2 separate regions of the Homo sapiens genome follow, and region 1 is linked to region 2. The links are chromatin loops, found by intact Hi-C in ENCODE. Cell type or tissue: dorsolateral prefrontal cortex. All regions are shown on one strand. Links, peaks and the distances in the headings refer to the core of each region. The heading gives the core; the rest is flanking DNA.

The links. A loop is a pair of places that touch in the nucleus more often than their neighbours do. Peaks named below come from ENCODE experiments on the same cell type or tissue, not always from the same donor. Only the 100,000 strongest peaks of a DNase experiment are listed, where the experiment ranks them.
Region 1: a loop joins it to region 2, with 9 times the contacts of the local background. A loop is called at or near these places in 2 of 110 quality-filtered maps.

What each region holds. Positions count from the first base shown.
Region 1 is chr22:26,143,194-26,159,629 of GRCh38, forward strand. It overlaps LINC02559 (long intergenic non-protein coding RNA 2559), which reads left to right and starts at 8,958. Exons shown (of 3, transcript XR_938105.2): 1 at 8,958-9,084. LOC102724801 (a long non-coding RNA gene) reads right to left here and starts at 11,216. Exons shown (of 4, transcript XR_938106.3): 1 at 10,877-11,216; 2 at 9,368-9,461; 3 at 9,113-9,212. In dorsolateral prefrontal cortex, for the core only: no CTCF peak of the experiment used is centred there; no DNase peak of the experiment used is centred there; H3K27me3 peaks cover 357 bases.
Region 2 is chr22:26,079,064-26,095,499 of GRCh38, forward strand. No RefSeq gene overlaps it. Among named protein-coding and RNA genes, the nearest start is that of LINC02559, 65 kb to the right of the region's middle. In dorsolateral prefrontal cortex, for the core only: a CTCF peak has its summit at 7,553; no DNase peak of the experiment used is centred there.

The sequences.
Region 1 (16,436 bases), core at 3,320-11,319, 63 kb after region 2:
GGGAGCTTGTAGTCCCAGCTACTCGGGAGGCTGAGGCAGGAGAATGGCGTGAACCTGGGAGGCGGAGCTTGCAGTGAGCCAACACCGTGCCACTGCACTCCAGGCTGGGCAACAGAGCGAGACTCCATCTCAAAAAAAAAAAAAAAAAAAAAGAAAAAGAAAGTCAAATTTTTGTGGTTCAACCAAATTATTTGCTTATGGGGGTTTTGAGGTTTCAATCTACAAAAATACAATTAAATTTCTGTTTGTGACCACAATGGTAGACAGGTGTGATAGATTGCTAAAAATGGCTCTAATTCTCTGCCCTTTCCCTTATCCATACCCTTGGCAATGTGACTTTGCAGGTCCTACCATCAAGAAATGGGGAGTCACTAGACTTGCTTTGACCAATAGTATGCAGTGGAGGAGGCTGGGCGCGGTGGCCCATGCCTGTAATCCTAGCACTTTGGGAGGCTGAGGTGGGTGGATAGCCTGAGGTCAGGAGTTGCAGACAAGCCTGGCCAACATGGTGAAACTCCATCTCTACAAAAATACAAAAATTAGCTAGGCATGATGGCAGGTGCCTGTAATCCCAGCTACTCAGGAGGCTAAGGCGGGAGGATCACCTGAACCTGGGAGGCAGAGGTTGCAGCAAGCCGAGATCGGGCCATTGCACTCCAGCCTGGGCAGCAGAGTGAGACTCTATCTCAAGAAAAAAAAGAGAAAAGAATGCAGCGTAGGTGATGGTGTGCCAGTTCTGAGTCTAAGCCTCAAGAGACCTTGAATATTTACTCTTTTTCTTCTTGGAATCTTGCCACAACTAAGAACAATTCCAAGTTTGCCACAACTAAGAGCAATGTAAGCTAGTTCACTGAAGCATGAAAACCACCTGATCCAGCTTATAACCAGTCTGCTGCTGCATATGTGGATGTGGTCATCCTAGAACAGCCAGTCCTCAGCTGACTTGCCAGCTGATCACAGGTGCAACAGCAGGTCCAAAGTCATCTGACCTTGGCCCAAATCAACAGAACCATCAAATTGACTTATAGATTCATGAGAAATAATAAATTCTTGTTGTTTTAAGCCCCTAAGCTTTGAGGGATAGTTTGTTATGCAGCAATAGATAGCTAATAGAGTTGGGGTTTTTTTAATTTGTTTTTTCACCACTTTTGAAAGGTTTGTTTGGAATGGCCTGGCTTAAAATATAGGTGGTATAAATGAAAGCTTTTCTGGGAGCATCATGAGTTACTGCAATCAGGAAGGACATTGTATGTTCTAAGATGATGCAGTGGAGGAAATGGACAATGGCCTCAAATAGGAACCCCAAATTAAAGGCCATAAACTGAGTTGCAGATGCTAATTTGTGATCCGGTTGCATCTCACACAGGTAACTCTTAGAGGCACCTCTAGGGTGAGTTACAGTAAGGATTTATTTATTTAACAGTAGCTAATGGTTCTTCCAAGACATGCCAGGGAGCCAAGCTGGAATATTAAGTAAATTAATGGCATACAGGAGGTACTCCGTGTCTTTATACAATTTTCAGAGAATGGAGAAGAACAGATTCTAGAAGCACTAGACGCATTTAAAAGCCTTCATGACAGAGTTTAGAGGCTCAGAGTCCAAACTTCTTTGACTTCACAAGTTAATAAAGAGGTTGGTCCAAACTTTTTCTATGGCTTATATGGCTGTGTTCAGGATATTTAGTATTACCTAAGTAACGTATTCATATGGGTTTGTTTCCAAGAAATCCCCAACTTTGATTTTTCACCACTTTGGTGTATTGAGAGAAGATCCTTGTCTAAAAACCCATTGCCTAAAGGAGGAAGACAATGCTTTGGCTTGTCTGGTCCTAGATTGAGCTGTCCAGTGTGGCAGAGCCAGATATGGGCGTTGTCATTGTGGGTGGCTGCTCTGCTCCTTCCCTGTTATGAACCAAAAGCTTGTGGCCTTCCCAATTTATACCTTGAAGCCCCAACCCCCAATGTGATGGTATTAGGAGAGTAATCAGTTCAAGAGGGTGAAGCCCTCATGATGAGATTAATGCCCTTACAATAAGAGGCACAAAGTGTGTGTGCTCTCTCTCTCCCTCCTCCACCCCCCTTTGCTCTGCCATGTGAGGACACGGCAAGATGATAACCATCGGCAAGCCAAGAAAATGGGCCTCATCAGGAACCAAATTGGCTGACACCTTGATCTTGGACTTTCCAGCCTCCAAAACTGTAAGAAATAAATGTGTATTGTTGAAGCCACCTAGTCTATGATATTTCATTATAGCAGCCCCCATGGAATAAGACACTCTCCTTGCCCCATATTGGGGGAGCAAAGAGAAAGGATGAGGTTTTGGCTTTTCTAAGCCCTTGGGTACAGGTCTTTATTCTCTGGCTGTTAGAGAAAATCTCCCTTACTTTTCCCATGGGCAAGCTGACAAAAGACAAACCTAGGGGATTATCAGAAGGGAGCAATGGAGATGCTATCAACTCCTGTCTTTAACAGATGGAATTTTTTCACATCTCTGGTCAAAATAACTAAAATTCCTTAGAATTTTAGATGTGGGGGTGGATCATTGAATTACTACCTCCGGAACTGCGAGAAAAGGAAACTGTAGGGAAAAGAATCTTATATGGACCCCATGCCCATACCAAATGACCAACCCAGGCTCAGAGAAGTGGACAAGAATTTGCGTAATTCCTGAAAAGGGCGATGGATGAACCTCAAAAGACTTGCTTTGGATTGTTCTTTTCTGAAAACTGGCTGTGTGGCTTTGGGTGAGTCACTATCCCTCTCTGGGCTTGAGTTTCTTCATCTGTAATGTGGGGGCCATAAACCTGCCTTCTTCGTAGGCTTGATTAAAAAAAAAAAAAAGCAAATGAGATTAAGGTTGGCCCTTTTGCACAGTCTTTAAGGGGTGAGCTGTGAGGAATGGTGGTCACTATAGCTTCAGATCTTCTGCCCAAGAGAAGCCCAACCTTTGTTCAAGCCTTCTGAAAACTGCCCTGTCCTTTACTACCCATTATGGCTACCTTCTCTAGTTACCTAAAAGATTACTCTCCCTTTTGGAGCCCCTGAATCTTGCAGCCTCCTGCTGGACTCTGTCTAAACCAATCTTCACCTACTGGACGTCTATTATAGGTAAGACCCAGGAGAGATGGAATGAACAGCAGGATGCAGTTCTTATCCTCAGGAAGCTCAAAGCCTAACCAAGAAGGCAAGACGGGTACAGGTGAAGAGTTATTAGCTCTCGCTTCTGCATCCTCAGGGTTTTTCACATTGAATTATTGTTTTGTAGCCTTCTCCTCTAGAGCAGTGGTTCTCGAGTATTGCTATGCATCACAATCACGCAGTGGGACTATTATTTACAGATTACAGGGTCCCACACCCAGAGTTTCTAAATTAGTAGATAGAGCCTAAGAATCTACATTACTAATTAGTTCCCTGGTAAGCTCATGCTGTTGGTCTGCAGACTGCACTTTGAGAACCACTGGTCTGTATTCAGAGTTTTTGAAGACAGGTGCTGTGTCTTAATTGTCTCAGGAGTCTTTGTCTAACATTTGTTTTAAACTTACTCTTGTTACAAGACCCTCCTCAAATATCTTCTTGTCCTGGAAGCCTAAAGTGACTCCCTACACAGAGGGAGTAGAACTGTCTTGTGGTTTCTCAAGCACAGCTCTCTATTTTAATGCATATATGAAGCTGTCTTTCATCTGTGCAGATGTTTGCTCTGCCAGACTGTGAGCTCCTTGAAGGTGGGGATTTTGTCTGGTTGTTTTTTCCCCAGAATAAGAATGCTGGGTATATACATGTCTAGATAATGGTTTAGATGGATGGATAGATGGTGAATGAATGGATGAGTAGATGTATGGATGGATAGATGGATGGACATGTGAATGGATGGGTGAGTGGATGGATGGATGGATGGATGGATGGATGGATGGATGGATGCATGCATGCGTGCATGTACGGGTGGACAGATAAATGAATGGGTGGATGGATGGATGCATAGGTGGATGGATGGAGGGATGGGTGAGCAGATGGATGGATGGATGGATGGTTGGTAGGTGGATGGATGAATGAATGGATGGATGGGTGGCTGGTTGGGTTGATGGGTGGACAGACTGAATAAATGGCTATAGTACAAAGCCATAGATGGGAAGAAGTATATGTTAATAGAGAGAACTTGAACCCTTAGACTTCATTTGTTGCCTATTTGGGGGAAGGTGGATAATGAAAGGCAAAACAACCTCTCCTGAGGGTTGACTCTCTGCATTCGTACTCTGTGCCCTGTCCTTTTGGGCCTTAGCTTCCCCCTTGGGCAAAAGAGGGGAGCTGGATGAGACAACCACTAAAAGTTTTTTACATTTTGAGCTGAAATGATTCTTTTTCATAAAATGAAAAATAATAGCAAAAGCCACCATGTAGTGAGACTATGAATGTGAAATTAGCACATAAATCACTTGGTACAGTTCCTGGAAGATAGTAAACAGTTAACACATGTCAGGTATTTTCTTCTTCATTGTCATTATTGTCACTCCATAATGAATCTAGGTCTTTACCAATATGAATCCCTTCAGTAACTTCACCTCTGTGGTTTTGAGAAATAGCTGGTATCTTAACAAAGTCTATTTCAGAGTAAAGAACACCATCTAAGGATAAGGAGGGTCATTCCATAATGATAAAGGGGTCAATTCATTAGCAGGCTGTAACAATGATAAATATGTATTCACCTATTACAAAACTTCAAAATATATGAACCCCAAACTGACAGAACTAGATGCAGAAGTAAGCAAATCCACAATTATAATCAGAGATTTCAGCATCCCATCTAAATAATTAATAGAACGGTAGACATAAAATTAATAAGGGTTTAGAGACCTGAAAAACATGGTCAACCAACTAGACCTAATTGACATTTATGGAACACTCTACCTAACAATGGCAGAATACATATTCTTAAAGTGCTCATAATATGAGCTCATATTATGGGTCTTACCTTAAAATATGGAATATTTTACTAATACAGGTTATATTATGAGCCATAAAGTATGCCTCAATAAATATAAAATGATTCAAATTATACAAAGCATATTCTGTAACCACAATAGAGTTAAACTATAAATCAATAACATATCTGGAAAATTTCTAATATTTAGAAACCAAAAGCAAACTTCTAAATAACCAATGGGGCAAAGAAGAAATAAAAAAATTAAAACCTATTTGAAATAAATTTCAAAGTACAATATATCAAAATTTGTTGCATGCAGCTGAAACAGTACTGAAAGGAAAATTATAGCATTAAATGGTTATGTTAGAAAAATAGAAACGTCTCAAATCAATCACTTCAGTTTCTACCTTAACAAACCAAAAAAAAGAAGAATGTCAAACCCAAAAGTAAGCAAAATAAGGGAAATAATAAAGATCAGAGCATAAATCAATAAAATAGAAAAAAGTAATAGAATCAATGAAAGCAAAGCTAGTTATTTGTGAAAAATTAATAAAAATGATAAACCTCTAGCCATAATTATCAGTAAAGGAAGATATAAATTACTAATATCATGAAGGAAAGTGATAACATCGCTACTGATGCTATAGATATTAAAAGGTTAATTAGGGAATGTTATTAGTAACATTACGCAAATAAACTCAACAACTTAGGTAAAATGGACAAATTCCCTGGAGAATGCAAGCTACAAAAGCTCACTCAAGAAGAAATAGGTTGCCCAAATAGCCCAGTATCTTTAAAAACTTGAATTTGTAGGTAAAAACATTCCAAAAAAGAAAATTTCAGATCCAGGTGAGTTCGCTGGTAAATTCTACAAAGCATTTAAGGAAGAAATAATACAATCAAACACAAATATTTTCAAAGCATAGGAGAAGAGGGAACTTCCCAATTTATTCTATGAAGCCAGCACTAGCCTGATACCAAAATCAGACAAAGGCATTACAATAAAATTTTAGATCAATATTCCTCATAAACTTAGACACATAAATCTTTAACAAAGTTTTAGCAAATCAAATCCAACAATACATAAGACAAAATATATCTTATGATCAAGTACAGAAATGCAGAGTTGGTTTACAACTTGAAAATCAATAAATGGAATTTGTCATATAAGAGACTTTCTTTAAAAAGGGAAACAAAGTAATCTCAATAGATGCAGAGAAAGTATTCATTAGATGTTGAAAAAAATCAACATTTATTCCTGATTTTTTTTTAAAAAGTCATCAATCCAGGTGTAGAAGGGAACTTCCTCACTGGGTGAAATGGCTCAAGCTTGTAATCCCAGCGCTTTGGGAGGCCGAGGCAGGAAGGTGGCTTGAGCTCAGGAGTTTGAGATCAGCTTGAGGAACATAGTAAGACCCTGTCTCCACAAAAATAAATAAATAAATAAATATTAGCCAGGCATGGGGGTGCATGCCAGTGATCCCAGCTACTCAGGAGGCTGAAACAAGAGGAATGCTGAGCCCAGGAAGTTAAGGTTGCAGTGAGCCATGCTCGCTCCAGTGCACTCCAGCCTGGGTGACAGAATGAGACCCTGTTTCAAACAACAGCAGCAACAACAACAAAGAACAGAACTTCCTCAGCTGGATAAAGGGTATCTATTAAAAAACAAACAAACAAACAAAACCCTACAGCTAACATCATCCTTAATGGCAACAGACTGAATGCTTTCTCCTTTAGATGAGGAATAAAGCAAGATTGTCCGGTCTTATCATGTCCATTCAACATTGCCCAGGGCAACGAAGCAAAAACATATAAATTGAAAAGGAGAAAGTAAAACTAACGTTATTTGCAGAAGGCATAATCATCTCTGTAGAAAATCCTGAGAAATCTATAAAGATGCCACTAGAAGTAATAAGTGAGTTTTGCAAAGTCAGTACACAAAAATGAACCGCATTTCTATAAACTAGGAACAAACTTTTGGAAGTTGAAGTAAAATAATCTACCACAATAATATGAAGAATATGAAATACTTAGTGACAAACTTGCAGGCGTTATTCAAGATCTGTACTCTGAGAACTATGAAATGTTGCTGAGAGAAATTAAAGAAGACAGAAATAAATGGAGAGATAAATTGCATTTATGGGTCAGAACACTTGGTATTAAGATGCCAATGCTCCCAAACATTGATCCATGGATTGAAGGCAATTCCAGTCAAAAACTCAACAGACCTTTTTGCATAAATTTACAAGCAGATTATATAATTAATTTGGAAAATCAAAGAACCTAGAAGAGCAAAAAAAAAAAATTGAAAACAAAGAACAAAAAGGACCTACACTGCTTGATTTTAAGATGTATTATAAGGCTACAGTAGATAAAGTAGTATCAGTGTGGTATTGGCATAAAGATACACAGATCTGTGGAATAGAATAGAGCTGAGAAATAGACACATACATATATGATTAATGGATTTTCAACAAAATTACCAATTTAATGGGGGAAAGGAAAATCTTTTCCTTAGGTGATGCTGAAACAATTTGATGGTCATATGCTGAAAAAAACCCACCATATACGAAAAAATTACTCTAAATAGATTATAAACCTAAAAGTAAGAGTTAAAAATACAAAATGCCCAAGAGAAAACATAAGAGAAAATCACTGTGGTCTTGGGTATGGCACAGGTTTTTAAAACATGAAACAAACACAAACTATAAAAGAAAATATCAATTAGTTGGAGAAAATCAAAATTTAAATATTTTGCTCTTTAAGAGACACTTACAAAAATGAGAAAGCAAACCACAAACTTGGAGAAAATGTTTATAAAACACATATCCGACTGGGCGTGGTGGCTTACACCTGTAATCCCAGCACTTTGGGAGGCCGAGGTGGGCGGATCACCTGAGGTCAGGAGTTCAAGACCAGCCTGGCCAACATGGTGAAACCCCGTCTCTACTAAAAATACAAAAATTAGCCGGGCGTAGTGGCAGGCGCCTGTAATCCCAGCTCCTCGGGAGGCTGAGACAAGAGAATCGCTTGAATGCAGGAGGTGGAGGTTGCAGTGAGCCGAGATTGCACCGTTGCACTCCAGCCTGGGGAACAAGAGCGAGACTTCATCTCAAAAACAACAACAACAACAACAAACATATCCAACAAAGGTTTCTGTCTCAAGAATATATGAAGAACTCACACTATGCAAAAATTTAAAAATATGAAAAATGAAAAAAGAATTGAACATACTTATTAGTAAAGAAAATATATCGATGGCAAATAAACACATGAAAAGATATTCAACATCATTAGTCATTAAGGAAATGAAAATGAAAACTGCAATGAGATACTACCACCACAAGCCCAGTAGAATGGCTTAAATTTGAAAACCTGATTATCCCAAGTATTGGCAAGGATGTTAAGTGGTTGAGACTCATACGCTACTAATGGAAATGCAAAATAAAACAGCCAATTTGGATAACTATTAGGTAGTTCTTTAAGCAGTTACACATCCACCTGCCATATATATAACAATTTCACTCCTAGGTATTTACCTAAGAGAAGTGAAAACATTCACCCTCACAAAAACTTGGGCAAAAGTCCTTGTAGCAGCTTTATTTGTAGTAACCCAAAAGCGGGAGCACCCTGAATGCCCAACAATAGGTGAGTGGGAAGACGAATTGTGATACAGGCATACAATGAATACACTGGTGTCTTGAGTTTTCTGATCCGTCTAGTGGGTGACAGTACCTGTTTTCTTTTCCTTTCTTTTTTTTTTTTGTTTTTTGTTTTGTTTTGTTTTGTTTTGTTTTTTGGAGACAGAGTCTCGCTGTGTCACCCAGGCTGGTGTGCAATGGCGCGATCTCAGCTCACTGCAAGCTCCGCCTCCCGGGTTCACGCCATTCTCCCGCCTCAGCCTCCCGAGTAGCTGGGACTACAGGTGCCCACCACCACGCCCGGCTAATTTTTTTTGTATTTTTAGTAGAGACGGGGTTTCACCGTGTTAGCCAGGATGGTCTCGATCTCCTGACCTCGCGATCTGCCCACCTCGGCCACCCAAAGTGCTGGGATTACAGACATGAGCCACCGAGCCAGGCCGGTACCTGTTTTCTTGACAGCATCGGACTGTATGGGAAATCTGTCTGCTATCAGAGAATTTAAAATGTAAGCACTTCCAAAGGTAAGTGCTGAGGTCTTTTTAGACCCACCTTTGTAATCATCACACCCAGAGTCCATATCTTCATACTGATTGAGGGATTCAGTCTCATTTCCACAGATTTGTGTAGTTTTAAGGAATATACCATATACCTTAAGAATATAAATAAATATGGTTACTTACTTATCTTCACATCTCAAGCTTCATACCTTTGCAAAATGGGGAAAAAGGGGGGCTCTTTGACCACACTCAGGGATTTGGGCTTGGGAAATATGGTCAGTAGGCTTGATTTGGTTTCCTACCCTACCTTCTCTTGGTGTGTCTTTTTATTCATTTTGGATTCCCAGGAGCATGATGCTATCTCTTCTCTTTGACTTTATTTAAGGAGAGGTAGTGTATTCCTAAATTATAAGAAAATATGGATTCAAAACTTAGTTCTTCTACTTACTAGCTGTGTGACCTTGAGCAGATTACTTAACCTCTCTGTACCTGTTTCCTCATTTGGAAAATGGGAATAAGCAGAGTACTACCCCCTGGAGCTGTTGAAAGCATGCAAAGCTCTTAACATTGGGCCCACCCTAAGTGGACAACAAATATTTGTTATTCTTAGTACATGAACCCAGTTTCAGGAGAGGGTCTGAAGGTCGGATTCATCTTATCACTCAGTGTTATAATGGTCACTCTCAATAGATGACCACCCAGACAGAGGTTGCATTTTAATATGGTCTTGTTACAGAAAATAGATTCTAACTGGGATTTGGGGCATGATTAAATTGGTCTGGGGTAGAGGAAGGGCTGGGAGAAGGGCATTATTGTCTAGGACCAAATTGTGTCCTCATGACAATGAAGACTATATGAGAGACTCATTAAAATCAGCATTTTTTGCTAAAATAGAATAAAAATATAAAGAGTTTTAATAAAAAATTTAAAAATTTGCATCTTCGAGCCAGGATCACTGGCGTGCCCCTGTAATCCCAGCTACTCGGGAGGCTGAGGTGGGAGGATCACTTGAGCCCAGGAGTTCGAGACCAGCCTGGGCAACACAGCAAGACCTGTCTCAAAGAAAAATAAACAAAATAAACAAAACCAGCATCTCTGAGGGGCAGCCTGGGAATCCACATTTTAAGAAACTCTCCAGACAATTCTCATTTCCAAGAAAGTTTCAGAATCCCAGTCTAAGGCATATATATCAGAATGTATTTTTTTTTCACTATCTCTTGCTATGACATTCTTGTATTTCTCTCTCCTCAATTTCTTTTTCCTACTTTTGTGTATGTTTGGGCAAGGGGTGGCGGTGGGGGGGGGGATTGACCCAAAAAGTCCTTAATTACCTGAAAATTTTTTTTCTTATTTTGTTCTTTTTAGGACTTGTATAGCTGCATTTTAAAAAATTGTTATACCTTGGCAATAATATATATGTAGAATTGTATATTCTGCATCAATTAACATTATGCCATATGTATTATCTCATCCTGATACATTTTGTCTCAGGCCTTCTCTTCCTCACCTCTTGCTTCTGCATTCAGGTAACTACTCAGTGTGGACAGATAGATGCATGCCTGTGTCCATGTTCATACCATCCTACTCAAATATAGACAGATTGCATGTTTGAAAATTTGACATATTTTGGTTTCTCTTACTGTATGTATTTTATAAGCACTCTGGTATATTTTTCTTGAAAGCTAAATGAATGAATAAACAAAACTAAAAGAGATATGGTTGGCCTATGCCTGTGCTTAAAGCTTCACATGAGATTTCTATAGTGGAGAAAGTTGCTTTACATTAATGAGGATCATATTTACTCTTTTAGTCTTACCTGCAATTATTGGGTGAACTCAGGTCTCTTTAGTTCATTACCCCATTAGTGCCTGTCAATAACGGAGAATGTGCCTGAAATGCTCAAGTGGCTGGGAGCTTTGGAAATCTCATCTCTTCTAACGGAGGGCAGCTCTGGCTTGTGCAGTGGGGAGCTTGGATCCTGGTCCTGTGGGTCACTGCAACTCGGGTCTCTCCCTGAGCCTTAATTTCCCCAACTGTAAAAGATAGCTATTAGGCTAAAGCAGTATTTCTTTCAATTTGCCCTGTGGGCCATCTGCTTCAAAATCACTCACACACGATTTAAAATGCAGATCCCCAGAGCACACTCTAGACCTATTGAATCACAATCTGGGGTGGGGCCCAGGAACCTTCATGCTTAACAAGTCTCACAGGTGGTTCTTATGGATTATTACAGGCTGAGCATCACAGTTTTGTGGTTAAATATTCTGTGTGGTTGAACTCCAAACTCCTTTCTATTCTTTGTCAGGCAGAAAGCGATTGGCCTGGGCTGGTTAGCCTGGTTCTCATCTCCATGCTCAAAAGCTATGTCAGGCTCCTGGGAAGGGATGCTATTGATACCTGGCTACTTGCCTAGCTGCTGTGGCCTCCCACAGGTCATGGACAGGAGCCACAGCAACCACAGCTGGCCTGCCCCATAATAGCTCAGACCTCAGGAGGGCACTCCAGCATTGACTGGGCATCCAGTCTACAGAGGGTACACTGGGATCTGTCAAGCCTCCTCTTACAGTCCTTAGGGGGACATGCCTTTCTTCCCAGAGCCTGAGATTAAAGCTGAAATCCTAAGCATCCAACATATATCAGGAACCCAGTGCAAGTTTAATGAATGCATACAGAATACCGAGTGAGTGGTGTACTCTGGGGTGGATAAAATAAGGAGTGTGGGGTGGGATCTTATGTGCAAGCCAGATAGTGGTGGCCAATAAATACTTGTTGAGCAAATGTATGTCACTAAGTGAAATTCAAATACCTGGTGCATAGTAGGTATTATAAATGCAGCTATAGTAAGTCAATTTAATATCTGCCCCTGCTTATCCCCCATATGCCTTCAGCCCTTAACATTGCATTGTGCTGACCCCTAACTGTTATATTTACATGTCTTTGGCTGAAGGCCTTCTCTACTGCCTGCAAGCACGGCAGCCCGGAAATCCTCAGGAATTGGCTCATGACCTCCAGCAGTCCTGGAACCAAGAAGTGATTGAAGTTGGTGTATAAATACCCCAGCTCCCTCACTCCTCAGAAGGATAACTCTGAAACAAACACACTATACCATCTGTAGGAGTCCCCCAGTGGAGTGGAGCCCCAGATGCTCATGGAGGCCATTTGCTTGATAACACGCACTGTCTTTGGCTCCCGTCCTGTTTTCTCTCTCACTTCTCCACTCCCCTACTGATATTTTCCAAGATCACCTCCCAAATCAACCACTTGCACTCAAGTGGTCAGCTTAGGTCAGCTGCTGAGGGACCCATGCTAGCCTTAGGGTCAGCTGCTGAGGGACCCATGCTAGCATGACTGTTGAATTAATGAAGGACTAAAGATTTAATGAACAGAGGTGGAGGGCTAGCATACTATATGCTTAAAACATAGGAAGCCTTTGTGGGAGGTTACTGAATGAATAGCATTCAACAAATGCGTAGAGTTCAAGGTAGATCCCTATAAATCTTGTACTTGAATTTCTGGTACAAAAAAAATGCGTTTTGAAAAAGTGAATGAATGAATGGTCATTGAAAAGAGTCAAAGGCTAGAAGTTTATGCTTTGGTACATAGTGTTCAATAAATGCTTTTTGTATGGATAGGGAAGAAAAAAGGAGGGAAGGAAGGAAAGAAGGGAGAAAGGGAGGAAGGAGGGAATGAAGGAAGGAAGGGAGGGAGGGAGGGAGGGGGGGGGGAGGGAGGGAGGAAAGGGAAGAAGGTGTCTCAGAGGCTTGGAGCTTGAAGTAGCCAGGCACTGAGCATTCATGAAGTGGCCTATAAAACCCCCCATGGTCTGGTCCTTGCTCAGACCACAGGTTCCCCTTGCACCACTCATTCCCTTTTTCATAACACTTCACATCAGCCTCCTTTCAGCTCCAAATCTTTACAAATTCTGTTTCCTTGGTCAGGAATGGTCTCTTTTTAAGATGTGTCTCCTTACACTTAACTAAGTCTCAGCCAAGAATTTGCTTCCTCTAGGAAGCCCTCCCAGAGTTCTCCATTATGTCACACGTATATGTAACTATAATACCTCCTGTATCACCTGGTATTTCTCACTTATGTAATTAGCTGCTTAATGGCTGACTCTTCCCAGTGGAATGAAAACTCTCTTCCATGTTCTCGGGGCTCATCACGGCACCTGGCACATAGTAAGTGCTCAATAAATATTTGATGAAGGCTCAAGTGAGTGATGCAGCCATAGTGCCTGGTCTGGCTTTAACCTTAGATCTAGGGCTTTCCTGGGAAGAGCCGGGCTTCCAGAAACTTTCATCTACAGGCATGCTGTTCCCACTCCCACAGCACCCCAAACCAGCCAAATGGCAAAATGCACCCAAAATCTGGGAAAAGCCTTCAACAAATCATCTTAGAATAGTTACAGCTTCTGTCCCAGCCAGCACTGTCACAGGCAGCTTAATTATGGTCATTAGGACCCACATTAAAACATGATTATAACATAAAATTGAAATTAGCTGTATAACACATCCAAATTTTTCGGTATGCTTATTGATTTTCCTCCTCTATTAATCAGAGGGCTACAGTAAATTCAGATAGATCTGGTATAATTAAAACCGAGCCTGTAAATTCCAGTGAAAACTCTAATTAGCATCTGTCTTTTGTTAAGGATAGCGAGGTGGGAATGTATATTTTTCCGCGAAACATAATCAGGGCTTTCATGTTTCTTTCCTGGATCTTTGGTGGGGCAGGTTGTCATTCCTTTTTAAGAGGAATTTAAAATTGGTTTGAAAAAAGATGCAAGTCATAAAGACATCTAAGAGATGCCAAAATAAGAAGTGGTTGGTTAAAAGAAAAATGATTAGTCGAACCGGGTGATTGGAGGCATGTGGATGAAACAACCAATTGAATTGTTCTCTTTTCAGTATGGTGGAGTGGCTTTGAAATCAGACAACTTTGAGTTCAAGTCTGAACTCTGCTATTTACTACCTAGGTGATATTGAAAAAGTGCTGTTTTACCTAGCTGAGCCTCGGTTTCCTCATCTGTGAAATGGGGATAATGATAGAACCTACCCCATAAGGTATTTGGAAGGATTAATGAGATTACAGTTTTTTCAGCTTGTAGTAAAATATTGATAATTAGGAGTTGCTACCATCTTCATCATCATCACCACCATCATCCACACCACCACCATCATCTTCATCACTATTTACATCATCATTATTATTTTCATCTAATAAAGAGAAAACTCAATGCTTGTCATGGCTTTAATGAGCTTCATGGCATAGTGAAAACATGACTTTGAATTCAGGTAGCCTTCCACTCTGTGCCACTCATAAGCTATGTGACCTCATACAAGTCATTATATTTCTCTAAATCTGTTTTCTCATTTGTAAAATGAGCACAGCTTTCAAGAGGATGTTGAAGAAGTAATGAGGAATGTTGATTATGCCTGGCATGGAACAAGTCATTTAACCAATGTTGACTCCCCATCTCCCATATCCAGTCCTGTATCCTCAACAGACTGCTTAGTTGGTGGTATATCTCAGGCAAGTACAGAATATAAAATAGTCTCTGGGTTTCTAATCACCAGATGTCTTTAAGAGGCATCCTGTTGGCTTTTCAGTACTGCCTCCTATAAGGCCAGTGTTCCATTGTCATGGCTTTAGTTGCTGGGGAGTATTTATGTCATCATAGAAGGGATTGTAGAGCTCATCACACATTCCACCTGCTCCCCTGCATTTCTCAGCTTTCTCTGTGGCCAGAGTGAGGTTGTGTGACTACTTCTATCCAATAGACTATGGACACAAACATGGCATTTCCATTTGGAGAGAGGGAAAGAGCAGTGGTCAGAAAGCCATCACTAGAGATAACAAAACTGCAGAATGGGAGTGACAGATTATCAAGTCACTGCAGGGAAGACGGTTGTCCTGGAAAGCAGCTGAAATTCCACAGGACTTTTGTGAGCGAAAAATAAACCATTGTTGCATTAAGCAACTCCAGTTTTGAAGTTTGTTACAGCGGCATACGCTAACCTATACTGATTAAAACAATGATGATCAATCAAGTCCATTTATCTGATTGTGGTTCTTGCTCTGAATGCATTAGTGGGTTGGTGGATACTGCCCTCTCAGGGGCTGATGGACTTACTTCCAGAGCAGATTTTGGGTAGAGCAGATGGAACCTGGAACTCCTGAGTCCAGAGATCTGTCATGACACTCGTGCCCTTTTATGCAATCTGAAGCTGTTCCCTTACAGTTCACATGCCTTAAATAGCTGAGAGGAAGGAATGTGGACAGCCCAAACATCAGGGGCCTCAACTGGCTCCTTTACAGTCACATAGTCCCCCTGGGCATATTGGGGTGCCCAGTGGAATTAATATGTGGAATACCATGGGCATCTATTGTTTTCCCTGACCAGAATCCACACTCACCTTTATTTGGATACCAGCACCTTAATTTTGTTTTGAAAACCACTGATTGGATGCAAGCTTGGTGGGCTTTTCAATCAAAAGGCACCATCCTCATTTTCCCAAAAGGGGGCACATGACTCAGCCTCAGTAGTGATTCATGCCAAAGTGCAGCCACTTCGAAGAAGTGGGGAGGGTCCCTGCTTCCTAGATCCTCAGAACTGGTTTGGTGCTCTCCCAGGTTCAACTCCCTTTGGTCTGTGAGATACTCCTATCTTTCTAACACAGCCCTCCAACCCTTTTCTGGCTAAATGTAGTCAGCCTCAGTTCCTTTCCACCAAAGAACCCTAAGAAATGTATAGTCATGAAGGTCATCCCATGTCAACAAAGCCCCTGTCATACGCTGGTGCCTTGCTGCACTCTGTTGTCTCATTATTCTAACCTTGGAATGTATTTTATGTCTGATGTAAACATAATCATAAACGAAGTCAACATAACTCAGTAGATAAGGAAGATGTAGTTTTATGTATTCACTCGACAAACATACTGTGATTGCCAACTATAAGCAAATGCACTTCTAGGTACTAAGAATAAAGCAACAAATGAAACAGATTTAAAAAAAAACACCGCCCTCATGCAACTGACATTCTAGTTGGAAGAAGCAGACATAAACAGCGCAAATAAGTAACAATATAATATTCAGATGCTGAGACGTGCAATGGGGAAATAAAACAGCGCAGGAGGACGGAGAGAACATGGAACAGGAGCTGGGGGCAGATGAAGAGGCATCGCAATTTTAAACTCCTTGTTCAGGGAAGACCTTGCAGAGATTCGAGCAAAACCTGGATAATAGAGTTGTGTGTTCTCTTGTTCATGTCTCCAAATTCCATTTTGCAGGTGATTCGGTTTATAGGGTTGTTGTGGGAACAGGATCTGACACTTAATAAGTACGCAATAAATATCATCTGGAAAACGAGCTCGAAG
Region 2 (16,436 bases), core at 3,985-11,984:
GTAAGGAGGCATTCAGACTCCCCCTGAAGATGCTATTTAATTTGTGGTAAGGCTGATAGTGGTTATGCTAGAATGAACATTAGGGGAATGTTGCTCTGTGACTTAAGTGCTTAACTCTTTAAGAATGCCCATCACTGTCCAAGGTACTGACCGAGATATTGCAGAGTTCAAATTGTTGATAATTTCCAAGGCCTTTCACATTCCAGGTAGGGCATAGAACAATGTCCTGGCCTGAGAGTGGGTGTAAGTGTTCATGGCTGAAAACGCAGAAGAAGATATGAATTGAGATTGCAAGCCTGTTATTGATTCCGGTGACATTGGGCAACTCTCTCAACCTCTCAAAACTCTGTTCTGTCTATGAAGGAAAATGTGCTACCCACTCCACAGGGATAGTCAAAAGATGCAATATCATTAAATATATTTCAAAGCCTGGTTTTGTGCCCTAAAAATGTGATGATGATGATGATGATGATGATGATTATGACGACGATGATGACAGCATAAAACTTTCAATAATATTGAGGGTTGTGTGCCTGCCAAAGTTCTAATGGCTTCACAAGTATGAATTCACTTAGTTGTCATAAAATTTCTTTATATTATTTGGAGATATTATTATGCTCATTTTATAGATAAGGTACCCACAACACAGAGAGATTAAATCATTTTCCCAGACTCACCCAGTTAATGGAGTACATCCCAAACACATTGTGTATAGTTATTATCGTGAAAAAAATAAAAGATCATAAACACATATTTTGAATTCCCGCCTGGAGCCTCAGCACTGCCCAGAATGGGATCCTAGACTTTCATTCTCTCCAAAGGGGAGCTCCATGACTATTTCCCAAGACTAATCTCCATGTCAGACATGAGATTGTTCTGAAACAGTTGCCCTATCCTGTCACCTTCACAACTTGAAACCCTCAATGACAATCATCCTCATAAGACCATGTTCAAACACCTTAGCCTGGCATCCAGGACTACTCAACATAGGACTTTTCTCTTTAGATGCTTCCTTCTCTCCTCAGTTGACATTCAAGGCACCCCAAATTTCTCCCCACTCTCTGAACATGCCATGACTTTCCTACTGCACGGTCTTGATGTTGTTTCCTCATCAGGAATGCCCTCCCTTGCCTAACAGTATAACTCCTATTCAGCCTCAGGAAGTCTTCTTTGATTTTTTGCTTCCTCCCTTGTGCTTCTAGATCCTAACACTTTAACTATTGTTAGGAATGTCTGTCCTTTTTCCCTCAGAATTTCCCACTCAGAGAAATTCTAAGGCCAGGCATACCTTATTTATCTCTCTATCCAGAAAACTTAACTCAGGGATTGTCATTTACATGTATGTATGTTTACAAACATATGTACATTTGTTTATATGAAAGGATGAATGTGGCTCTTCCCAGAAGGAAAAGAAGGGAGGTGTTAGAGACTTTTCTTTATGAAAAAGATTAAAAATAGCACCATAGTTTCAGATTTAAAAGGCTGTGCTTAGCAGTTGATATCTCAGCACAGAACAACAGAAAGCTCTAGAGCTTGAAAGCTGGTAGTTTCAAGTTGAACGTCTTTCTCTGCATATGCCAGCTGTGACCTGGGAAAGCCTCTTCCCATCTCTCAGCCTCAGTTTCCTGGTCCGTAAAACCAAGACGATCATATTCTACTTGGTGGGATCTCTGCAGAGAGCAAATGGGAAATTGGAATCAACTCATGTTTCTAACAATAGAAGAATAGATATAATGGAATATTATGCAGCTGTAAAAAATGAACAAACTACAGGCACACACATCAGAGGAGAATGGGTATAATGGAACATTATGCAGCTGTAAAAAGTGAATAAACTACAGCTACACACATTAATGGGGATGAATCTCAGAAACTTAATATTCATTCAAAGAGATAAATCCCATAAAAATCCAAAATATATAAGTCCATGTATATAAAGTTCAAGAACAATCAAAACTAATGCTATATTGAGAGACAGGAGAGCATAGCCATTATGGACTCTGGGGCCAAAAGTGGGTTCATGACTGAGTATTCCCTTTTTCTAGCTCAGTGACCCTAATGAGTTACCTAACCTCTCTGTACCTCAGTTTCTTCATTTAAAGAATGTCGAAGATAGCAGTGGTTCCTACCTCAAAGAGTTGTTGTGAGGATTAAATGAATTAATATATGTAAAATACTTAAAAGAGTACCTGGCACAGAACAAACACTATGTAAATGTTAGCCCTTATTATTATTTTTGACTAGTTGTTGTTATTACCTTTGTGATTACTATCATGATTTAGGAACATATACAAGATGGTTAAACTGTATGAAAAACAAGGGAATGATTAAAACAAAATTCAGGGTAGTGATATGTTTTAGAAGCTTCTAAATTATTAATAATGTTCTGTTTCATGAGCCAAATAGTGGGTGCACAGATATTTATGTTACTATTATTCCTTAACTGTATATATAGATTTTCACTACTTTTTTAGGTATGATATATTTCCCAGTAAAATTTCCTAAAGATTAAATGAAATTAATTATTGAAAAGGACCAACATCATTCTTTCCCCCCCTCCTGGCTAGAATCTCCCCTTTTCTGCAGGCCTTTGGATGATGTATTTTCCTTCACAAAAAGAGCCTCAACCTTCTGGAGGGGAACTGATCTGTTCAGCAGGCTCCCCCATTCATCATCCCCCAAGAAGCGTGTTTTACATTCATCTGCAGATGAAGATAAAAGGGTGGTGTGTTGCCCTCTTTAAGATTGCTAGCAGGATAAGCGTGAAGAGGAAGGCTTTCATATTTTACCCTAGGCTTTCCAGCAGTTGCCTTCCCCAGAATTGAAGAAGCTTGGCTTGCTTCTCAAGTGCTTGTTGAGAAGCAAAATGCCCAGGGAAGAATAGAAGATTCTGAACTCCAGAACTGCAGCATCTCTAGGCTAGATTTTATCACCGATGACATCGCATTTTACTGGAGCAGCTTGATGTTCTAGAGATTTGCCCAGCATGCTTGGTGGCTGTTATTTCACTATGGCTTTTGAGCTCAAAGGCTTTAGAAAAATAATAATGGTAAGAATTTATTAAGCATTTTCTATGTACCAGACTCTGGGCCAAGCATTTTTTATGCATGGTTTTCTGTAATTCTCAAACAGCCTTATAAAGCACTCACAGTTATCTCCATTTTATTGCTATACAAACAAAAGGACAGACAGGTGAAGATATTTACCCAAGGTCACACAATGAGTGGGAGACAGAGCCAGGATTTGAATAAAAATTCTTCTTTACACTCATAATTTCATTTGAATCATCCAGCATTCTGGCAGAGGGGAACTATTCCCATCCATATTTAACAAATGAGTAAACTGAGTCCCCATGAGATGAAGTCACTGGCTAAGGAGACACAGCTAGGAGGTGCTAGGACTCCATGTGAGTCCCATCTGAAAGGCTGGAACACTCCTCACCTTGCCTTCCTTTTCCATTAGCAAGAAAGAATTTCCTATGAACACACACTCAAATCACACTACACTCAAAACAGTGCATGAGGAAAGATCATTACCTTGCATGTAGAGTTTGGGCAGAATTGCCTTGAAAGTCCCAGACCAGAAGAAGAATGGCATCAGCACCAGAGTGGGCAGAGAAGACATTAGAGGATGTGAAGTGGGGTCTGCAAAGGCCATGAGCAGGCACAGGACACTGGTCCAGAAGTGAGAAAATACACAAGAATTTCTGGGGAAAAAAATCATTTGGCAGGGACATGGCTAAGAGGTAGAGGTAATAGAGTAGAAGAAGTAAGCACAGGTCATGAGGGGCTATTTGCAAAATGTCCTTGAGTAGATATGATTCCTTAGTATCCAAATGCTGGGTACTGTAAGGCTGTAGTGGGTCCCATTTGCCCTCCACTCCCATCTTCCCATCCATCCATCCATCCATCTGTTTATTCATCTATCCACTCAGAATGTGAGCTCCTTATGAACAGAAACCTTACTCATTGTGGTTGCCACTGTATCCCTAGTAACTGGAAGAGAGCCCAGCACAAGATAGGCATTGAAGAACTAATTGTCAGATGAATAAATTAACTCTTCTATTGAGCAAATATGTGCTAAGTACCCACCAGCCATCTCAAGAGGAGAGCATGGTGCATCTTTTTGGGGCTTGTATTCCAGTGGGAAGAGACAGATGACAAAGATAATAGATTGATAAATATACATCATGTCATATAATTGACACAAAAGTGGGACTTTGTGTAGTTTTCTCTAAAAGAAAATCCTGAGTGGAAGGTTCAAGGGGAGGTCATTTATTTAGGAGGTTATCCAAGAAAGCATCATTAGGGAGTGGGAAATTGAGACAAGAAAGAGAAGAAAGCCAGTCAAGGACATGATATTGAGTGGGTTTTCCTGTGGGCAGCTGAAATTCAATTCTGCTGGAGACCCTTGCAGAGACTTCAAAAAACATACTTTATATTTTCCCACCAACTGGGCATGGGAGCTGGAATAATTTCCACGAGCTCTTGCCTCTCCTGGCAGGATATATATGTATGTAGGGGCATGGGTATATTTTACATGATGTGTTCAGAAAAAAGTCTCTCTGATAAGGTAAGACTTAAGAAGAGATAACAGAAAGTGAGAGTAAGCTGTGCAAATATTCAGGGGAAGCACATTCTAGGAGGTGGGAAGTGCAAGCACAAAGGCCCCGGGGCAGGACTGTGGCTGGTATGTTCAAAGAATTGTAAAGAGACCAGGTGCTGGTTGAAATGAGCAAGGAAGATAGAGATAGTGGAGGATAGATCATGCAGGGTCTTTGCAGCTCATGGTAAGAATTACAGCTCTGTCTCCAAGTCAGATGGGAAATTATTGGAGAAATTCGAGTGGAGAAGTGACATAAAATGTTTCATTTTTGAATGATCCTGTTGGCTGCTATGTGGAGAACGAATGCTAGGGACAGAGATGGAGGCAGGAAGAACCAAGGGGAAGCCACTACAATAATCCAGATTTGACATGATGGCAGTTTAGACCAGAATAATAACAATGAAAGTTTTAGCAAGTCATCAGAGTCTGGCTGATTTGAGAAGTCTGGATTTCCTGATGGAGTATATGTACAGAGTGAGAAAAAGGAAGCAGCGAAATGAACTCCAAGTAGCTGGAAGGATAGGGTTGTCATTCATGAGACATGGGAGGTGCAGGTGTGCAGGGGGCTGGACACCTTAGGCTGGATGCCTAGTAGACATCTCCAGGTGGAAGATGATGAGCAGGACTATATAGGTTGGAGCTCGAGGGAGAGACTGAGGCTGGAGATATACATATTTTATATGGGAGTTTTTGGGGTAGAGCTTGTAGTTAGTGCTAGGAGACTGGATGAGACCCAGTCTGCATGAATGAGTGTACACAGGGAAGAGTCCAGAGTCCTGAGATTCTGTGTAGAGTGTGTAGAATTCAGCCAATGAGGGGGAGCCAGGGAAGGAGATGGGAAGGGAACAGCCACATAGGGAGGAGGGAAGCCAGTAGCATGCTTATGCTAAGTGGCTTCACTTGAAGCCAAGTGAAGAAAACATTTCTAGATGAAGCAAACAATCAGTTGTAACAAATACTGTTGATTTAGGTAAGATGAGCCTAAGAATGGCCCACTGGATGTGGAAAAATGAAGATTATCAGTGATCCCGACAGCACAGGTCTCAGGGCACCCTGACTGGAGTGAATGCAAGGGAGAATGGAAAAGGAAGAATTGGAGAACTCTGGATGACTCTTGAGTAACTTTTTTTCTGAAGGCAACAGATGGTGGCTGGAGTGGGATGTGGGTCAAAGTTCTTTGTTGTTTTTACTTGTTTTGCTTTAAGAAGGGAACGTTATGGTAAGTTTATTTGCTGATGGGAATAATCCAGTAAAAAGAGAAACACTTATGATTTGGGAGAGAAAGGGATTGATCACTGGAGTGATGTGGCTTGATGGGGTGTGGGAAGAGGAACCCAGAACTCCCATGGATGAGCTGTCAGCATCGACAGGCATTCATGGGACAGGGAGAGGACAGGTACATGAGCTCATCTGGGGAAGGTTGGCAGGGTGAGTGTGGCAGAAGTGTGGCATGGGGCAAATAACCCCTTCCTGTTTTCTTAGGGGAAAGGAAGCAGGGACATTAACCAAGACTGAGGAGGAAGAGTTGGAGAGTTGAAGGGAGGGTCGTGAAAGTTGTCTTGCAGCTGGGATCATGGACTTGCAATAGGTTCTGAGCATACATTTAAAGTGATACCAGCTGACCTGGGTGTTTTTTGTCTTCCAGCCATTTGTATCTGTAGAGACACAGGTGTGGAAAAGATCAGCACTTGGATTCAATCTGGGTTGAAGTTTTGCCAGGTGAGTGTAAAGGAGGAAGAAGAACAAGAATATTAAGATTGAAAGCAAAGAAGTGAATACGATAATGGGCATCTACCTGCCTTTCCCCACCTTTCTTTCTTTGTCTCTACAGCTCACTTTCTACACACACACACACACACACACACACACACCCTAGAGGGGACATGGAGAGAGGTATTTGTAACTTTTAGAAATATGACAGAGCTATCAGCTATGTGACAGCTCCATAATTGTGAAGTAGGCTGCATACATTTTGATCCGAACGTGACTGTTGCAATTGTTCTGCATCGGTGTATCATATTTTTTTCCCATCAAGCCAAAGAACAAAAACAAAGAAAAACTGTGTCTGAGAAGGAGGAAGTCAGGAGCGACAACTACAAAACTAGAAGTGTGTGGCTGAGATGCTTCTCTTCATTCCCCCAGCTCCATGTGCCTTTAAAACAAAGTACCAGGTTCTCAAGGGATCATGAATGATTCTTTTTTCCTCTCATCCAAATGCCCGTGAGTTCCTCCCCTTACCCTTCAGAGGCATAAATCTCAGTGGGGCCAATTTGGGACAAGCCAATTCTCATCAGTGTTTAATTCAGGTACAAGAAAATTGCTGGACTGCAGGCAGAGGGCAGGAAGCTAAATTCAACTGGGAGGTGGACAATGGCCATTGATACTAGTGGGAATGTTAAATCTTATTGGGAAAGTCTCTTAATTATGTGATTCAGCTCTTAGATAAAGGATTATTTTTAAGCACAAATAGCTTTTTCTGTAATAGCTGTTCCTTTTCTCAGGCAGAGAGCCAGAGGACAAGAGATGTCCCAGTGACCCATCTGACTCGAAACTCTGTGTGTTCAGCAAGGCATAGCACAACTGCCCAAAGCAAGGGACCAGGGGTGGGGGTGAAGGGTTGGGTGTGGGGAGAGAGTTGCTGCTCTGGAGCCCAACCTCTATCTGTTGTAAATGGCTGAACAGACACTTGCAGAAGGAGAGATTTTGAGGGTCACTTGGAAAACCTGTATGGATTGTTTAATAATGTCTGCCATAAGAACAGAGGTGGAGAGCAGTGGTACACATACCAAGTATCAGCCATTTGTAATCCATAGAAATCTACTGTAGGAATTGATTAGCAATGTCTGCCATGAGCATAGAAGTGGAGAGTGGCAGTACATATGCTGTATATCTGCCATTTGTGAACCAAGGATGTTTTTGTGGAAAGCATATCAGTCCAGCTAGATGGCAGTGTGGCTCTAAGTCAATAGGGTAGAGTTTCAGTAGACCCCTGCCAAAAGATAAATCCAAATCCTACTTTGCCCGTGTATTATACAGTGACTTTAACCAAATGACTACATCTCTTGGAGCTTCTTTTTTTCTTTCTTTTTTTTTTTTTTTTTTTACATCTGTACAATAGAGGGAACAATCACTATGTCATTGGTTGTTGTGAGAATAAAACAACTATTAAAGCCCTTGGTGTCTTGTGAATTTTGATATGGGCTTAAGATATTGTGATTGCGGTTATAATTATTTCTATTATTAATTGCTGATAAAATGTCAACTATGTGCCAAGTATTTTGTTTGGCGCTTTTATGTATATTAACTTATTTGTTTCTCATAATAGCTCTGCAAGTTAGGTACTAATCACAGTCTCCATTTTATAGAAGGGGAAAGTGAGTTTCACAGAGGGTAGGTGACACATGCATTGACACACAGACAGCAAAAACGGATCCTGGATATAAATCAGGATGGAGAGATTCCAAAGCCATTGTTTAAATCTCTACCTGTTGCTCTCTTAGCAGTACCAGCCTAAGAGCCCAGTTTTCTGGGTCTGATCCCCCGTTCTTTTGAAGACCTACTGTGTGTCTTGAGGCAAGTCGCACTTCCACATGCAACTCAGTCTTTACATCTTGGAAAGAGACAGTTGGAATAGACCCATGGTTTCTACACTTTGTTTGTTAGAGTTCCAAGAGTCTGAAGAGTTTCCCTGGGATGGAGGAAGATTTGTATACCCTCCTCCACTCAAACCTGGGCATCTCTCATTTGCTCTATTTTCTATATCAGAATTCCAGGTATGATTTAATTTGGAAAGGGATCCTGCTGCTACAAAAAGTTTGGAAACCATCTCCTTAGATGATGGTAGTTGTCACTTATTCATCATCTATTATATGCCAAGCCTTTCACATATGCTGTTTACAACCTGCAGTAACAAAACAAGGTAAAACATTATTATTCACATAATTTTTCAGGAAAGGAAACTGAGATTCAGAGCAGTTCAATCCCTGGCTAAGGTCACCTTGGTAGTTGTGCCAAACCAGGGAGTCCAATTCAGATCTCTCTTGATTTGGAAGCCCATAATTAAACCTTCAGGCTGCTGAATCACATCTCTTATTGAAGGCAGTACACAATTAGTATTATTTCATTATCAGGAGGAGAGGCATTCCCAGACATTAATAGTCCAAGTAATGGCAGTGAGGTCAGCTGAGATGTGTTTGGATTCCTCAGCCGTAGATCTCTACAGCCGCCAAGGGCGGTAACCTATTTTCACAAGCAGTGTTCTTCTTCTTTGAGAACTATCCAAACATAATGAGCATTAGTTGCAATGCAGAACTGAGAAGGGGATTTCGCCAGCCGAGACCGCATGCCCAGAAAACTTTTTTAGTCTTTTGGGAGCATCGCTGGCAAACATAATTTGAAAATCTTTCTCTTCAACATGCTGCCTCCTGTCAAAGAATAGGATTCTCATGCATATTTCATCCTGTTACTTTTTAATTAAAAGCTATCATATATTTATTTTTCAGCTGCTTTAGAGGGAGGGAATGTAAGCCTTCGTTCTATAAACATTTGTTATGCCCCTTTGAGGTGCCACCCTTTTAGTGGACGCTGGGACAGGCCAAGATGAGTGCACCACAATCCCTCCCCTCAAGGGCATTGCGATCTGGTTGTCGGGGGAGGGAATAGATATGAAAATTAAGTATAATAAAGGATGTCAAATGCTGTGATTGAAGTGTATTCATTGGGGGCATTTCTAACTGGTGCCCTCTGAGTCAAATTCAGCCCTTTAGCATATTTTGAAGTCATCATAAATATCAAACTTGTGGCCAAGAATCATCAGGAAGCATCTATAAGAATCTATAATAGAGGTCCACCCACACACACACACACACACACACACACACACACACACACACACACAATCAGAAGATCTGGAAATCCCGGGACTGTATTCCCACAGGGCCACCATTACCTGGAGTTGAATAGTGGCAACTCCCCACTAGAAGAGCTCAATTCTTCATTTGGCTTCAGTCACCACCACTCCCTATTGCTGCACCAGGTCTACTGGGCTTATTTATGCTGCCTCCCTGGCCTCTGGATGGTTTTAACTTACAACCTTTGATAGGAGCATAAGATGAAAATACAAAGGAGTCAGTGGTTACTTCTACGTGGGCGAGAGCCGAGAATGGCTTCAGAGAGGTTACCATAGAACACGTCGCTGCTGTGGAACCACTGGCCCCGACTTGCTGTTTCTCAGATTTTGCCCTGGGCTACACAGCCTGGGCTCTAACTCCAGCTCTTGTCTTTAGGTGAATTGCTTCTTCTCTCTAGACCCCAATTTCCTCATGTTTTATAAATGTTGATTTCTGGTAGAGGTAGGCATTCAAAAAAATTTGTTCAGGGAAGGAAGAAAGGAAGAAAAAGAGGGATGGAGGAAGGAGTTGTATCATCCTCTCAGACTTTCCGTGAGAATCAAACAGGGCATTATGAACATGCTTGCAAACTTTGAAGTAATATTCACATGTAAGGTGTTTTTATTCTTTATTTTTATTTTTTTGAGACAGGACCTCACTCTGTTGCCCAGGTGGGAGTGCAGCGGTACAATCATGGCTCACTGCAGCCTCAACTTCCCTGGCTCAAGTGATCCTCCCACCTCAGCCTGTTAAGTAGCTGGGACTACAGGCACCCACCATCATGCCCAGCTACTTTTTGTATTTTTTGTAGAGACAGGGTTTTTCCACGTTGCCCAGGCTGGTCTCAAACTCCTGGGCTCAAGTGATCCACCTCCTTTGGCCTCCCAAAGTGCTGGTTTTACAGGCATGACCCACCGTACCCAGCCAGTGTGTTTTTAGTGTCATAATTACATTTCCGCAGTTTTCAGAAAGCATTGTGTGGAATCACGGAACAGTGAGATTCTACTTTAAAAGCATGGATTATCAAAGACATTTTGGAAATAGAGTTCAACTCAATTATTATTATTATTTTTACTGCAATATTTGTTGGAGCCTTTATTATACCTTAAAATGCAGTATGCATTCTCAACAGAGAAAGATTTCCCGTGGGTTTCTCATGCCTGGTTAGCTGGGGAACTCATTTTTCACAGAGTGAAGGACAGAGGTTTTGTGGAACATACTTTGAGAAATGCTGAGCTGATTTAATGCATGTGGACATGGGTCCCTAGGGGAAGTGACATGCTCATTATCACATAAAGAGAGAGAAACAAACACTATAGACATTGATGCTGAATTTTAGTCCACTGCTCTTTGTTGATAGTGTCTTTTTCCAGTGATTCTTTCCTGATGACTACCATTCTCTGTTGATAATGTCTTTTTCCAGTGATTCTTCCCTATTGACGATCATTCTTCTCACCCTTTAGGCTGATTTTGGGCCTCCTGTTGACCCCATAGCTCCCCACTCCTCTGTACTTCCTCCAGGCCAGCATTTAACAGATGGATTGTAGTCCACTAGGTGATAATTACCGTGAGGTCAGATTGCCCCTGTCTTATTATGTCTGTCTTGTACATTACTAAATCCTCATAACCTAGCACGTAGTCTAATCTAATATATGTGTATACTCTTAGGAGTATAGTGCCTGATACATATATTTTCTCTGTGTCTCTGATACATTTTAGATTCATTTATATTACTTAATATATAGCTATTAGATTGTCTAGATAGATAGTATATATACCTAGATGGTTAGAACCTAATGTATATCTAATATATACTTAGAAGATAGATACATGGATGGAACCTTATATGTAATATATACTCAGATAGATAGAATATAATATATATCTAATACATACTCATGTAGACTGATAGAGAACAGATAGATGGATGGAATCTAGTATGTACTCAGATAGATAGATAAAGGATAGATAGACAGATAGAACCTAATATATATCTAATATATACTCAGATAGAGATAGATGGATAGAACTTAATTTATATCTAATATATACTCAGATATATAGAAGATAGATGGATAGAACCTAATATATATCTAATATTTACTCAGACAGAGGATAGATAAATGGATAGAACTTAACATATATATATTATATTCATATAGCTGGAAGATAGATAGATGGATAGAACCTAATATATCTAACATATCCTCAGATAGATAGAAAAGAATGAAAGGAAATAATAAAGAACAAATTTCTCTTCATGGTTGTGTTTCCACATAAAATTTGAAGATGTAAGATCTTTCGTGAAGCAGCCAAATAATTCAAGAGGTGAGGGAAAAACAAAATTTTTATGCCAATTATCTGACAAACAGCTTGTCTGGATGTTTGTCCGACTTCCCTTCTGGGTCTGCTGCTTCAGTGTGCTCCAGCAGACACAGCCTCGCTCTGTTCCAAGCAAATTACCCTCCGAGTTGATCACACTCTTGCAAGCATGATGGAATTTTCTGTTGCTTCACAAAGTGTTTCCACAAAGTTTGCCTTTGATTTGCCTTCCCAAGGCTTCGCAGCCTCCCAGCTTCTCCCAGAGTTGTTCCTTTGATAAAAGTGTTCAGTCTTTCTGGTTTCCGTTTTGCTCTGCACATTGAAAGGCTATGGGGAGGCAGATTTTGCTGGAAAATGAGAGGCATATTTCAGCCCATGGGACCTGAATTTCATGGTAGCTGCAGGCTCCTGGTTCTGAAGTTGGCAACTGAGTGTCTGCAGAGAAACCCACGACCTCAGGCAGGAAAAGACAGCAGTGGATATGTCCTCGCCATATTCCAGACCTAGAAACTAAGAATCAGACAGGGAAGGGGCCTCTCCCAGTCTTCTGAGATTACATTTCTCTGAGGCAAGAGGGATTTTGTATTTTTTCAACATTTCCCCTTAGATTTTTGTGTATGTGTGTGTATGATGGTGTTTGTTTACTTGATTGTTCTTTGTTTTGTTTGTTTGTAGCCACAATTTCCTCAGCTCTGCCTTGAAAGAGACAGTATAGTATAGCAGTTAAAAGCATGGCCTCTGAAGTCAGATTGCTGGAGTCTAAATCCTGGTTCCACTAACTCTTCTGCTGCGTGACCTTGGGCAAGTAAAGCAACCTCTGTGATTCAGTTGCCTCATCTGTAAAATGGAGGTAATCATAGATTGTTGTGTGGATTAAATGGGTCAATTTGTGTAAAGTGCTTAGAACCTAGTAAGGACTATAGATGTCCTTGCTACTTTTATTACTCATAAATGTCATTATTTTTCTAATACATCCTGTTTTAAGACTCACTTACATTGCATGTTCAACATGTTTGCATGAAAAGCTTCTTTATATTTTAGAATAGAGTTTATATATAGTTCTTTATCAGCATCATGGTTACGTGCATTCATTCAACCTAACACATATTCACAGGCTTACTAAGGGCAAGAACTACCCTAAGCAGAGGGTACCCAGCAGTGAACAAAACAGACAAAACTTCTATTCTATTGGCCCTTACATTCTAAGTCTTACATATAAGCAAACTAGTATTACCCTCATTAGAAAGCTTATTCATTTAAAAATACTTGTAGGGAGCTTATTGTATTCTAGGGAGTGTTCTGAGAATTTTACAAATAGTAACTCATTCAGTCCTCATGACAATAATCTCAATATCATTTCTATTCAGCAGAGAAGGAAACTGGGTCGCAGAGAAGATAAACAAATTGCCAAAGGTCATACAATTATTAAATGGTGAAGATACCCTATGTAACCTTCTTCCCGATTTGCCCAGTCATGACCATAGGTCTCAGCCTTCAGTTTGATTTAATTAGAGCTGATGAATTGGCTAAATTGTCATTAACCCGGCCTCAGTGTCAGCACGTTTACTGAGCATGTTAGCTTGGTACCGATCTTAAGCCATGAAGTGGTTTGTCTACCTCTCACATATTAACTTGGTGAAAGTAGGAAAATATCTCTGCAAAAAATGTCTCTGATTCCTGAGACAGGCCCTAATTAGAGAACAAGGGAGTGGGGTTCAAAACCCCTTGGTCATCCTTCAGGAAACAGCCCACGGGGCATTTGAGGACAAAGTGTGCTTGTATCCCGCTGCTAATGAGACCTCGGCGGTTCCAAGGCCAATCCTCACTCTGGTCCATCAGTGAAGAAATCCTGACCCCAACAGAGGGAGGGCACAATGCAAGGTTTCTCAAGAGTCAGTTGCAGGGCTAACAGCTGAAATCATCTCCTGACTCTCTCTCCAACGCTTCTTCCATGGAGGGAGGGAGTAGGCATGTGGAAGAAGGAATGGAAGGCAATGAGGGAACCGTTCCTCATTTCATGAATTCTTGTTTGCTCACCACATCCCCTTCCCTTCCCTGTGAGATCTCTCTGAGCATTGTTTTTTAATTCACTCAATCATTTATTTTTACTTTTATTTATTTTTTTGAGACGGAGTCTTGCTCTGTCACCCAGGCTGGAGTGCAGTGGTGCAATATCGGCTTGCTGCAACCTCCGACTCCCAGATTCAAGCCATTCTCCTGCCTTAGCCTCCGGAGTAGCTGGAATTCAGTCATGTGCCACCCTGCCCAGGTAATATTTGTATTTTTAGTAGAGACGGGGTTTCACCATGTTGGCCAGGCTGGCCTTGAACTCCTGACCTCAAGCAATCTGCCCGCCTCAGCCTTCCAAAGTGCTGGGATTACAGGCGTGATCCACTGTGACTGGCCTCATTCACTCAATCATTTATTCATTCAACAAATATCGGTTGAGTTCCTGTCCTGATGGGTGAGATTGATCACCATAAAGCAAAATGAGGGAAGCATCAGAGGCTTTGGCAGCCTGGAAGAGGTACCTGATCCAGGCTGGGAGGCTCAGGAAGGCTTTCCCAGGTAGTGATGTATTTAAGGAGGGATCTTAGAGGATGAAGGGCAATCAGCCAGTTGATGCGAGAGGAAGCCAGCACAGAGGGATCCACCCGTCAAAGGCATGGAGATGGCAGGGTGACAGGGCACTCGCAAAGAACCAAGAGGAACCAGTCCGCCTGGAGCAGAGGGCTGGGGAGAGGCAAGGCCTTGAGTTGAGCAGGCCTCAGGGGCCACAGCCTACAGGCAGAGCACTGATGTGGGAGCTGGGGACCCAGTGGCAATTCCTGTTCTGCCTCTCAATCCTTTTGGACAAGACTGTACCCTTTAAGACCTCAGTCTACACATCTGTCAGTGGGTGCACTGGACCCATTTGTAATCTGTAAGTTCCCTTCCCACTCTGACATCCTAGACTGAATTTCTTATTCTGGCTTCAGAGGCTTCAGCAGCCTCCTCCCTTGTCATGCCTGGATAGCAGAACAGCCTTTCATAGAGCCTGGCCTCTGGAGTCAGGCAGGCCTGGATTCAAATCCCAGCTCTGCCACTATCTAACTTAAACTCTCCAAAGCTCATTTTCTTTATCTGTAGAATATGAATACTAACATACCTATGCACAGAATGATAGTACGAGGTAACTGTACTCATGCAGGTCAAGAATTTAGCAGGGAGCTGGCTTCTGGTCTTCACAAATGGCAGCTCTTGTACTGTCTCCTACATGGTCTTGGCCCATCTGCTACCAGAAACAAGATCTCAGTCTCTGGAGAGAGAACAAGCTCTCACAGGGCCTCAGTCTTGAGACCAAGTGGCTGCAGCCAAGTGAGGGAATGGGAACTAACACTTAAGTCCCTACCATGTTTCCGAATGTAATGTTTACTCTTCATGATATTGTGTCCAGAGTTGATTCCTTCCAGTCGGTTTTTGGTCTCTCTGATTTCAAGAATGAAGCCACAGACCTTCACGGGGAGTGTTACAGCTCTTAAAGGTGGCACAGACCCAAAGAGTGACCAGCCGCAAGATTTATTGTGAAGAGCAAAAGAACAAAGCTTCCCCAGAGTGGAAGGGGACCCCAGCAGGTTGAGGCTGCTGGCTGGCGTGGCCATCTTTTATTCCCTTATTTGTCCCCGCCCACATCCTGCTGATTGGTCCATTTTACAGAGCACTGATTGGTCCATTTTATAGAGTGCTGATTGGTCCATTTTACAGAGTGCTGATTCGTCCATTTTACAGAGTGCTAATTGGTGCATTTACAATCCTTTAGCTAGACACAGAGCACTGATTAGTGCGTTTTTACAGAGTGCTGATTGGTGCATTTACAATCCTTTAGCTAGACACAGAGCACTGATTAGTGTGTTTTTACAGAGTGCTGATTGGTGCATTTACAATCCTTTAGCTAGACACAGAGCGCTGATTGGTGCGTTTTTACAGCGTGCTGATTGGTGCATTTACAATCCTTTAGCTAGACAGAAAAGTTTTCCAAGTCCCCCCCTCGACCCAGGAAGTCCAGCTGGCTTCACCTCTTAATATCTCTGTACAAAGGCTCTAAGAAGGGTCAGTTATTATTCCCAATTTAGAGATGGGAAAACTGAGGCTCAGAGAAGCAAAGCAAACTGCCCCATAACCATCAGGACATGAACTCAACTCTGTCTGATACCATTAGGTCAGAAGTCACTACACTTTAGCCAGATAATGAATTTTTTCAGCTTTAAGATCCATACCCTCTCTGTAGCAACTTCTCAATGCTGTCATTGCAACACAAAAGCAGCCACAGATAATACATATATACATGGGCATGACTATGTTCCAGTAAAACTTTAATTACTTAATTTGGCCCACGGACCAGTGTGCCACCCTGCACTACCTGCCACTTCTCCTGAGGCTGACTCATAAGAATATCCTTCGTTATTGAGCATTTATAGGTGCTGGTCACTGTGCTGGGCACTTGGGCTGCATTTTCTGGTTTTATTCTTACATCAGTTCTTATATAATCTTTACATTCTTGCATCATTATTCTCCCCATTTTAGAAATGGAAAAATAGAAGTTCCTCAAAACCTGCGTGTTGCACAAGCCAGCACTGCCAG